Linked DNA regions of Homo sapiens: region 2 is linked to region 1. Evidence: chromatin loops called from intact Hi-C (ENCODE). Cell type or tissue: breast epithelium. All regions are shown on one strand. Links, peaks and the distances in the headings refer to the core of each region. The heading gives the core; the rest is flanking DNA.

Region 1 (4,396 bases), core at 143-4,142:
CCCATTTCTACTAAAAATACAAAAATTAGCTGGGTGTGGTGGTGCACGCCTGTAATCCCAGCTACTTGGGAGGCTGAGGCAGAACTGCTTGACCCTGGGAGTCGGAGTTTGCAGTAAGCTGAGACCGCACTACTGCACTCCAGACTGGGCAACAGAGTAAGACTCTGTCTAAACAAACAAACAAACAAACAAAAAAAACCACTGGGAATAAAAAGGAGCCAAAACATTAAAACAGAACACTCTCCATTAAGGGGAAGAAAACAATGCTACGAATTTAGAAATAAACTTTCTTGAAATATGTGTAAAGATGTATAACTAGACAAAGCAACACATCAGGTAATTCTGGCCAAATCAGAGAAGTACCAAGGTATCAGCTCAGGAGAACAGAGCCAGTGAGTTGCCAAAGAGACTTTTACACTGAACTTGACACACCCTGGAATTAGTGAAGACTCACAGACCTGAATGGAATATATTTCTAACATATGTCAGTACTGTTTTCACTAGTGAAGAACTCTCTGCAACATTAAAATCTAATACCAAGGTCTAAGGAAACTTTGTCAAATGTCTTGCTGCCCTGATTAAAAGAATTATTATAATTTTTCTCTGGAAGGAAGAGACAGAAGACATTGATTTCACACAATAATGGAAAAAAGCGCAAAGCAGGGTTGGGCAGGCTGGGACAAGGGTTGGCTATCATAGTCTGGGGTGCTTTTTGGGAATTTCAGCCTTTTTGGGGCTTAGCCTCCTCAGCCAAGCATGCACTTCAGAGGAGATGGCCTCTGGGGTTCATTCAGGCTCCACTACTCTGAGTCTACACTCTGGAGGCACACATACTCTCTGGGATACACTTCAGAATCAGTCATCTCTGAGGTTCTTCCCATTTTTAGGATTCAATAAATGTATGAAACGTTTGTTTAGAGAGAAAAACGCACTTTGTGGATGACACCTTCCTATGTCATGTAAATAGAAACACATATTGCATGTTTTGCCATAAAAATGGGGGTGCTGAAAATGAGATCGTCATGTGCTGAGCACTTCACCGCAGCTCAGGCACCTCTGTGTTCAAACAGGGGCTTGGCATCAAGAGCTGTCACCAGCTGGGTACAGTGGCTCATGCCTGTAATCCCAGCACTTTGGGAGGCTGAGGCAGGCGGATCACTTGAGGTCAGGAGTTCAAGACCAGCCTGGCCAACATGGTGAAACTCCATCTCTACTAAAAATACAAAAATTAGCCAGGTGTGGTGGCAGGCGCCTGTAATCAAAGCTACTAGTGAGGCTGAGGCAGGAGAATCACTTGAACCTGGGAGGCGGAGGTTGGAGTGAGCCGAGATCGCGCCACTGCACTCCAACCTGGGTGAAAAAGCGAGACGAGACTCCATCTCAAAAAAAAAAAAAAAAAAAAAAAGCTGTCACCGCCGGTCCCATGATGGCTGGGTGACCGGAGAGGTCACAGGGCTTCCTTGGGAATGCAGGTGGTCGGGAGGGGCTGGGTGGGCTCCATAGGAACATCTTGGTGTCACAAACGAGGGGAGATCTTGCACACTGTTTTGAAACCCATCACGTCTCCTGGAAGCCTCAAGTCAGAGCGCTGCGCACGTGCACCGCACTGCCCCACCCCCTCAACTCCTCCCTGTGGCACCAGCAGCTCGGGGACTTCTGCCCAGCAGCCTTCCGGGACAAGGGGGTGAGAGGGTGTGAAATGACTGTAATGAGGACCACAGACAAGAAGGGATGCGCTGGTTACAGGTGTTGCATACGACTTTCAGAAGTAATATTTTTCTTGCCCTGATTTGAAAGAGCTACTTCAAAATCAAGTGTTTCTGGGTTTTTTTTGGTTTTTTTTTTTTTTCACCTGCACTAAAAATGAGGACAGCATTAGACAAATCTTTTCCACTTAATGTAACACATGCTGGAATGTGGAATTTTGTGTTTTTGAGGACTCATGAACGGTAACTAATGCTGAGTTTTTCTTAATTAATGAGCAGCTCAGATATGTAAAAGAAATTGGCTTATCTACACCGGGATAAGACAGAGAAGAAAACACTGATATGAAAAGCTAGAATATTTTCTAAGTGGCTCTGTAATTAAAAAGAACATTTAAAATGAGGAAAAGTTAATAGACTTCCATGCTCTAAATATATTCTTCCTAAGGTAATAGTTCAGTAGTGCTAGAGAGAAAGATAACCATCTCCTCGTGCCTTTTGTCTTCAGCCATACTTTTAGTTTTCATTCTGCATTCCATAGTTCCAAACGTTGAAGTCATCTGCAGGTCAAACCATGGCCTCGGGTAAGTACCTAGTACGTTTTTAAAAAATGCATCTTCATTCTGAAAACATGAAAACTCTTGCTCTGAGGCTGGATTCAATGAACCACACCTCTTACAAGTTGTTCATAGTTCCCTGCTCGCCCGGACTTTTGCTCAGAGTTTTGCTGTCACCTCATGGCTGCAGGGCTTTTTGAAATTCTAGACAATGAAGCTCATTTCCATGTTGCTCCCCTTGCAGCGACTGTGGGGGCCTTCAGAAGGCTTGAGCCTACAGACTCAGGCAAAGATCTGATGGCAGCTCCCCTGCAAACCACAGTAACCCACGAAGGCCACAGAACAATGTAACTGCTCCAAGTGTCAATCAGCGGCACTGAGCTTAGCTTTCTCGGCAACCTGTGACCTACAAAGACGCCTGCCCTTCAGAGTCTGGTGGCGGCTTATCACTCTCAATTAGGAGTTTACAGACACATTCATGTTGGTGCATGTGTTCAGGAGGCTGCTTCTCACTCGACGCCCTGTTTAGAGGAAGCAGCGACTGAAGACTGCTCCCCTGCTGGGGTGCTCTCTGGGAAGCCCCACAATCTTCAGCAGGTTGAATGCCTTGCTTTTGGGATCAAGCCAAAAACAACACCCACCCCCACGCACCCCACCACAAAAGGCTACTCTACTAAAGGGCATTATTATTTTCTGGGTTTACAGTCACAATGTATATAAATGTAAACCACCAAGCAAATACGTAGAAACACGGAATCAACGATATCATTCTGAGAATTTGAGAGGAAAGCATTTTGTCCATCCCTAAGTATGTATAAGATATTAAGGTTGGTGCAAAAGTAATCTTGGTTTTTGCCATACTTTTAATTACTTTTTTTTTTTTTTTTTGAGACGGAATCTCACTGTGTCGCCAGGCTGGAGTGCAGTGGTGTGATCTTGGCTCGCTGCAACCTCTGCCCCCCGGGTTCAACTGATTCTCCTGCCTCAGCCTCCCGAATAGCTGGGATTACAGGTGTGCGCCACCACACCCGGCTAATTTTTGTATTTTTAGTAGAGACAGGGTTTCACCATGTTGGCCAGGATGGCCTTGATCTCCCAGCCTCATGATCTGCCCACCTTGGCTTCCCAAATTGCTAGGATTACAGGCGTGAACCACCGCGCCTGGCCTATTTTTAATTACTTTCTGCCATTACTTTTAGTGGCAAAAATTGTGATTATTTTTGCATCAACCCAATAAATTTCAAAATGACAAAACTGCAGATCCAGCACCACCCACACTGTCTTATTATATTTCTACAAAAGAGTGTTTTTTCCTGGATTAGACAATGCCCAGTAATCACCAAGACAACTACATTTGGGTCTGGCTTCAGAGACGACGACTGTGGAGCATTTGAGACGTCTGACAAACTTGAGGCCATTGCTGCGCCATGTTTTCCCAAATGATAAAGGCAGCACAAGTGTCCAAGCCGTGATGCGTGAATGAGAGTCAGGATAGACATGGAGTGGAAGAACAGGGAAGGTCATAGAGAAAAGTGGGTAGCTATGATAGAAGGCTGTCCACAAGCCGCTGATTAGGGCCTCTCTGTGTGTCTGCAGGCATGTGTAAACAGAGATCAAGTGTTTTTTGCAGTTCCTGCAGGAGAGTGATGATTCTTCCAACAAAAGTCTCTGAAATTTCCCGCTCTATGTCTAACATTCTCTGCCACTATTTATGTCTTTCAGATTAGTGTAGAAAGGAGCATTTCACAATGCCTGGTTTCCTTAATAAGCAAAATCTGATGCTGGGAGATAATTCTAAGATTGGTTAAGAGGATTCCAAGAAATGGCAGACTGCAGAGGGTTCACCCGGGAGTACAGAGAGAAAACCTGTTTCATCACCACCAGACTGGGTACCTTTCCAGAAAGTGAAAACCCTCCTGTTCAAATAGGTTTGCCAGAGAATCTAAGCACCTCACCAGGCAATGGAACAGTGGTGATGCAAAATTCTGGGGTTAACTGTGCTCTGTCTGACGCTGCATTCTTCTGACCCTTTCTTAGGAAACTGCCCTGAGATGCTAGTCAGATGCTGGAGATGTCACAGGGCTGGAATAAAGGCATTCCCTGGTGTCCTTTCTGGATGTGACAAAAGAAACATCT
Region 2 (4,396 bases), core at 162-4,161, 860 kb after region 1:
TCTTGTTGCACGATTTCCATCCTGGAAGAGCCAGCAAGTTTTCTTAACAGAAGTAGATGCCTCTTCAGATAGGGTTTGCCTTTCCTGTCTCTAGGGCCTCAGCCAGCACCACTATCCAGGGGCTCACAGAATGCCTGATGCACAGGTGTGGAACCCCACACAGTGCAGCATTCAACCAGGGGGCCCACCTCAGAGCAAAGGAGCTGCAGATGGGATCCCCTGGTTTTATCACTTCTATGTGCTCCAGAAACCGCTGGCCTCGGAAAGTATAGAATAGCCTTCTAAAGGCAAAACTGAAGCGTCAGCTCACTGAGGGGATAGGGTACCATCCTTCGGGACACAGCATAGGGATTAAACCAGCAACCCTTGTATCGCGCATGCTGTTTCCCCAGCAGGGGAGGAAGGGCTGCTGCTACACAGCGGAGGCAGCAGGAATATGTGCAGCGCTCAGGCCATCCACCCAGGGACCCAGTTGTAACCAGGAATGGCAACGTGCAGCAACTCTAACCTGAAAAGGACACGATAACCAATGGCTCAGATCCCTTAGAAACAAAGGTTTGAGTCACACCACCGGGCCACCAAGACCACCATGGTAGCCATAAATGAAGGGAATTTAGAATGGATAGAGGAGAAGGGCTGATGAGTATCAACGGTGGCAAGCAGCAACCCCCTGCAGTGGTAGGGGTGTGGTTCACCCATGTATTAGTTGGGCTCCTCTGGAGAAACAGAACCAATAGGAGAGAGAGAGAGAGAGAAACAGAGAGAGAGATTTATTACAAGGAATTGACTCACGGGATTATGGAGGCTGAGAAGTCCCATGATGTGCTGCCTATAAACTGGAGACTCAGGAAAGCTGATGGCATAGTTCAGAAGAGATGTCCCTGCTTAAGCAGTGAGACAGGAGCAAAAGGAGTGAATTCCTCCTTTCTCTGCTTTTTGCTGTATTCAGGGCCTCAAAGGATTGGAGAATGCCCACCCACACTGGGGAGGGCCATCTACTGAGTCCACTGATTCAAATGCTAATCTAATTTGCTAATCTCACAGACACAACCAGAGGCAGTGTTTAATATGGGCACCCCGTGACCCAGTCGAGTTGACCCGTAAAATTAACCATCACACCCCAATAACCTCCCTCTTCTAAGTCTTGTCTCAGGAATAGCCCCCTGGATCATGGAGTAGCCACTCCCCAGACATGCATGGACATGTGGATTCACATCCCTCACAGTGACATATCTCTTAGAGGTCTCCTTCAAGAAAACCTGCTGCAGAAAGCACAGTTGACTAACAGCCTCAAGCCACAGTCCCTTTGGATCCACCATGGTGGTCATATTGAGCCTGTGTTTCCCCCAAGCTACATCCAGCCATTGACTGAACATGGCAGAACAACTAAATCTGGCTCATTCCTGCCAGAAATGGGACCCTAACCATGGACAACCTTTACTCAAAGACTCCTCATCAGCTTTCCCAAGACTTTCTCTGATTTTCAGAGGACCTGAGCTGGTGCAGGTTATAGGTATCTGCAAAGACAGGAAAGTAAGTTAAAGATGAAGTCTGTGTTCAGCTTTGAAAGAAAGGGGTGTTATGCTATCTTATATTTTACATGTGTAGTCACCAATTTACTGAGGTTTTTAGTTTGTGGAGATACAGTCATGCATTGTGGTTAAGAGCATGGCTTCTGGAGTTGCACCAACCCTAGCTTAGTCACTCATGAGCTCTTTGGCTTTGGACGATTTGTTTAATTCCTCTGTGCTTGGTTTCTTTATATGAAAACTGGGTGTATCAGCCAAGGCTCAGTTGGGGGATAGAAATTACACAAGGTATTGATTTGCATTTCCTTGATGATTCGTGATGTTGAGCGTGTTATACTTCAACATAAATTCCCACTGGTTCACAATGTAGAGCACAATATACTTGGCCATTTGTATGTCTTCTTTGGAAAAATGTCTATTCAGGTCCTTTGCCCATTTTTAAATTGGGTTATTTGTGTTTGCATTTTTACTATTGAGTCATATGTGTTCCTTATACATTTTAAATGTAACTCCCCATTGGATTAATGGTTTGCAATATTTTCTCTTACTCTGTAGTTTGCCTATTCATTTTGTTGATTGTTTCCTTTGCCATACAGAAGCTTTCTAGTTTGAGGTAGTTCCACTTGTTTATTCTTGCTTTTCCTGCCTGTGCTTTTGGTGTCATATTCAAGAAATCATTGCCAAGAGCAATGCTAAGGAGATTTTCCCCTATACTTTCCTCTAGGAATTTTATGATCTCAGGTCTTACATTTAAGTCTTTAATTCACTTTAAGTTTATTTTTGTGTATGGTTTAAGATAAGGTCCAATTTTATTCCTTTGCATGTGATTAACCAGTTTTTCAGCACCATTTATTGAGAAGATTCTCCTTTCCACATTGGTACCTTTGTTGAAGATTAGCTATACATGTAGGGGTTTATTTCAGGTTCTCTATTCAGTTCCATTGGTTTATGTGTCTGTTTTTATGCAACAGTAGCAAACTGTTTTGATTACTATAGCTTTGTAATGTAATTTGAAATCAGGAAGTGAGATGCCTCCAGCTTGGTTCTTCTTGCTCAAGATTGCTTTAGCTATTTGGGGTCCTTTGTGGTTCTATATGCATTTTAGAATTTTTTTTTCTATTTCTTTGAGAAATGTCATTGAGATTTTGATAGAGCTTGCACTGAATCTGCAGATCACATTGGGTAGTACAGGTATTTTAACAGTATTAATTCTTCTAATTCATGAATGTGTAATATCTCTCCATTTATTTGTGTCTTCTTTAATCAAAACCACAGTGAGGTATTACCTCACACCTGTTGGAAAGGCCGTTATCAAAAAGTCAAAAGATACAGGTGTGATGGCTCACACCTGTAATCCTAGTATTTTGGGAGGCTAAGGTGGGTGGATCACTTGAGCTCTGCAGTTCAAGACCAGCCTGGGCAACATGGCGAAACCCCATCTCTTAAAAAAAAAAGCACAAAAAGTGAGGTGGGAGGATCACCTGAGCCTGGGGAGGTCAGGTCTGCAGTAAGCCATGATCGTGCCACCCAATGTACTACCCAATGTGATCTACAGATTCAGTGCAAGCTCTATCAAAATCTCAATGACATTTCTCAAAGAAATAGAAAAAATAATTCCAAAATGCATATAGAACCACAGAGGACTCCAAATAGCTAAAGCAATCTTAAGCAAGAAGAACAAAGCTGGAGGCATCACACTTCCTGATTTCAAATTACATTACAAAGCATTCCAGCTTGGGCAACAGAGTGGGACCCTGTCTCAAAAAACCAAAAAATTAAAAATAGAGCTATTATATACACAATGGAATATTATCTAGTCTTAAGAAAGAAGGAAATCTTGACATTTGCAACAACATGGATGAACCTGGAAGACATTGTGCTTAGCAAAATGAGCCAGGCACAGAACATTAAGTGCTGCGTTGTCTTACTTATATGTAGAATCTAAAAAAGTTGAACTCATGGAAACAAAGAGTAGAATGGTGGTTCCAGGGACTGATGGCTGGGGCAAATTGGAGAGGTTGCTCAAAGCGTATAAACTTTCCATTGTAAGATAATAAGTGTTGGAGACCTAATGTACAGCATGATGACTATAGTTAACAATGATATATTTTATATTTGAAATTTGCTAAGAGAGTAGATCTTCAGTATTCTCACTACACACACACACACACACACACACACACACACACGTAACCATGTGAAGTGGTGAATGTGTTAATTAGATTGATTGTGGCAGCCATTTCACAATGTATATGCATATCAAAACATTATGTTGTACACCTCAAATATATACACTTTTTATTTGACAATCATGCTTCAATAGATGAGAAAAAAGAGATAGTGTGCAGGGTACTTTCTGGCTTGAACAACACAGTCCTGGAGGTAAGAAGTCCAAGGTAAAGGTGCAGGCAGGGTTGGTTCCTTCTGAGGCTTGTGAGGGACAATTTCTTCCATGTTCTCTCCTAACTCCTGGTGGTTTACTGGTAATCTTTGATGTTCCTTGGCTGCTCTCTCCTTCAGCCTCACAGGGCAGCTCCTCCTGTGTGCACATCTCTGTGCTCAAATCTCTTCTCTTTACAAAGACATCAGTCATATTGGATTAGGGTCCACCCTGATGACCTCATCTTAGCTTCCTAATTACATCTTCTATGACCCTATTTTCAAATTACATCACATTCAGAGGCACTATGATGTTAGATTTCAACATACGAGTGTGGCATGGGACCGAATTCCACCTCTAAGAGGTCAAATAGAGTCAAAACAGACCTCTAAGTAGGATGTGGAACTTGGCTGTTGCTAATACCTCTGAGATCACAGGAGGGGTCCCTTTGGCCTGCAACCCAGACCCCTGGGGAGGGGACACATGT

The links. A loop is a pair of places that touch in the nucleus more often than their neighbours do. Peaks named below come from ENCODE experiments on the same cell type or tissue, not always from the same donor. Only the 100,000 strongest peaks of a DNase experiment are listed, where the experiment ranks them.
Region 2: it touches region 1 in a loop (14-fold over the local background); 1 of 110 quality-filtered maps calls a loop at or near these places.

What each region holds. Positions count from the first base shown.
Region 1 is chr6:1,668,536-1,672,931 of GRCh38, forward strand. The region is part of intron 9 of GMDS (GDP-mannose 4,6-dehydratase); the gene reads right to left. Among named protein-coding and RNA genes, the nearest start is that of FOXC1, 61 kb to the left of the region's middle. In breast epithelium, for the core only: no CTCF peak of the experiment used is centred there; a DNase peak (open chromatin) is centred at 2,416; H3K27ac peaks cover 227 bases.
Region 2 is chr6:2,530,351-2,534,746 of GRCh38, forward strand. No RefSeq gene overlaps it. Among named protein-coding and RNA genes, the nearest start is that of LINC02521, 100 kb to the right of the region's middle. In breast epithelium, for the core only: no CTCF peak of the experiment used is centred there; no DNase peak of the experiment used is centred there.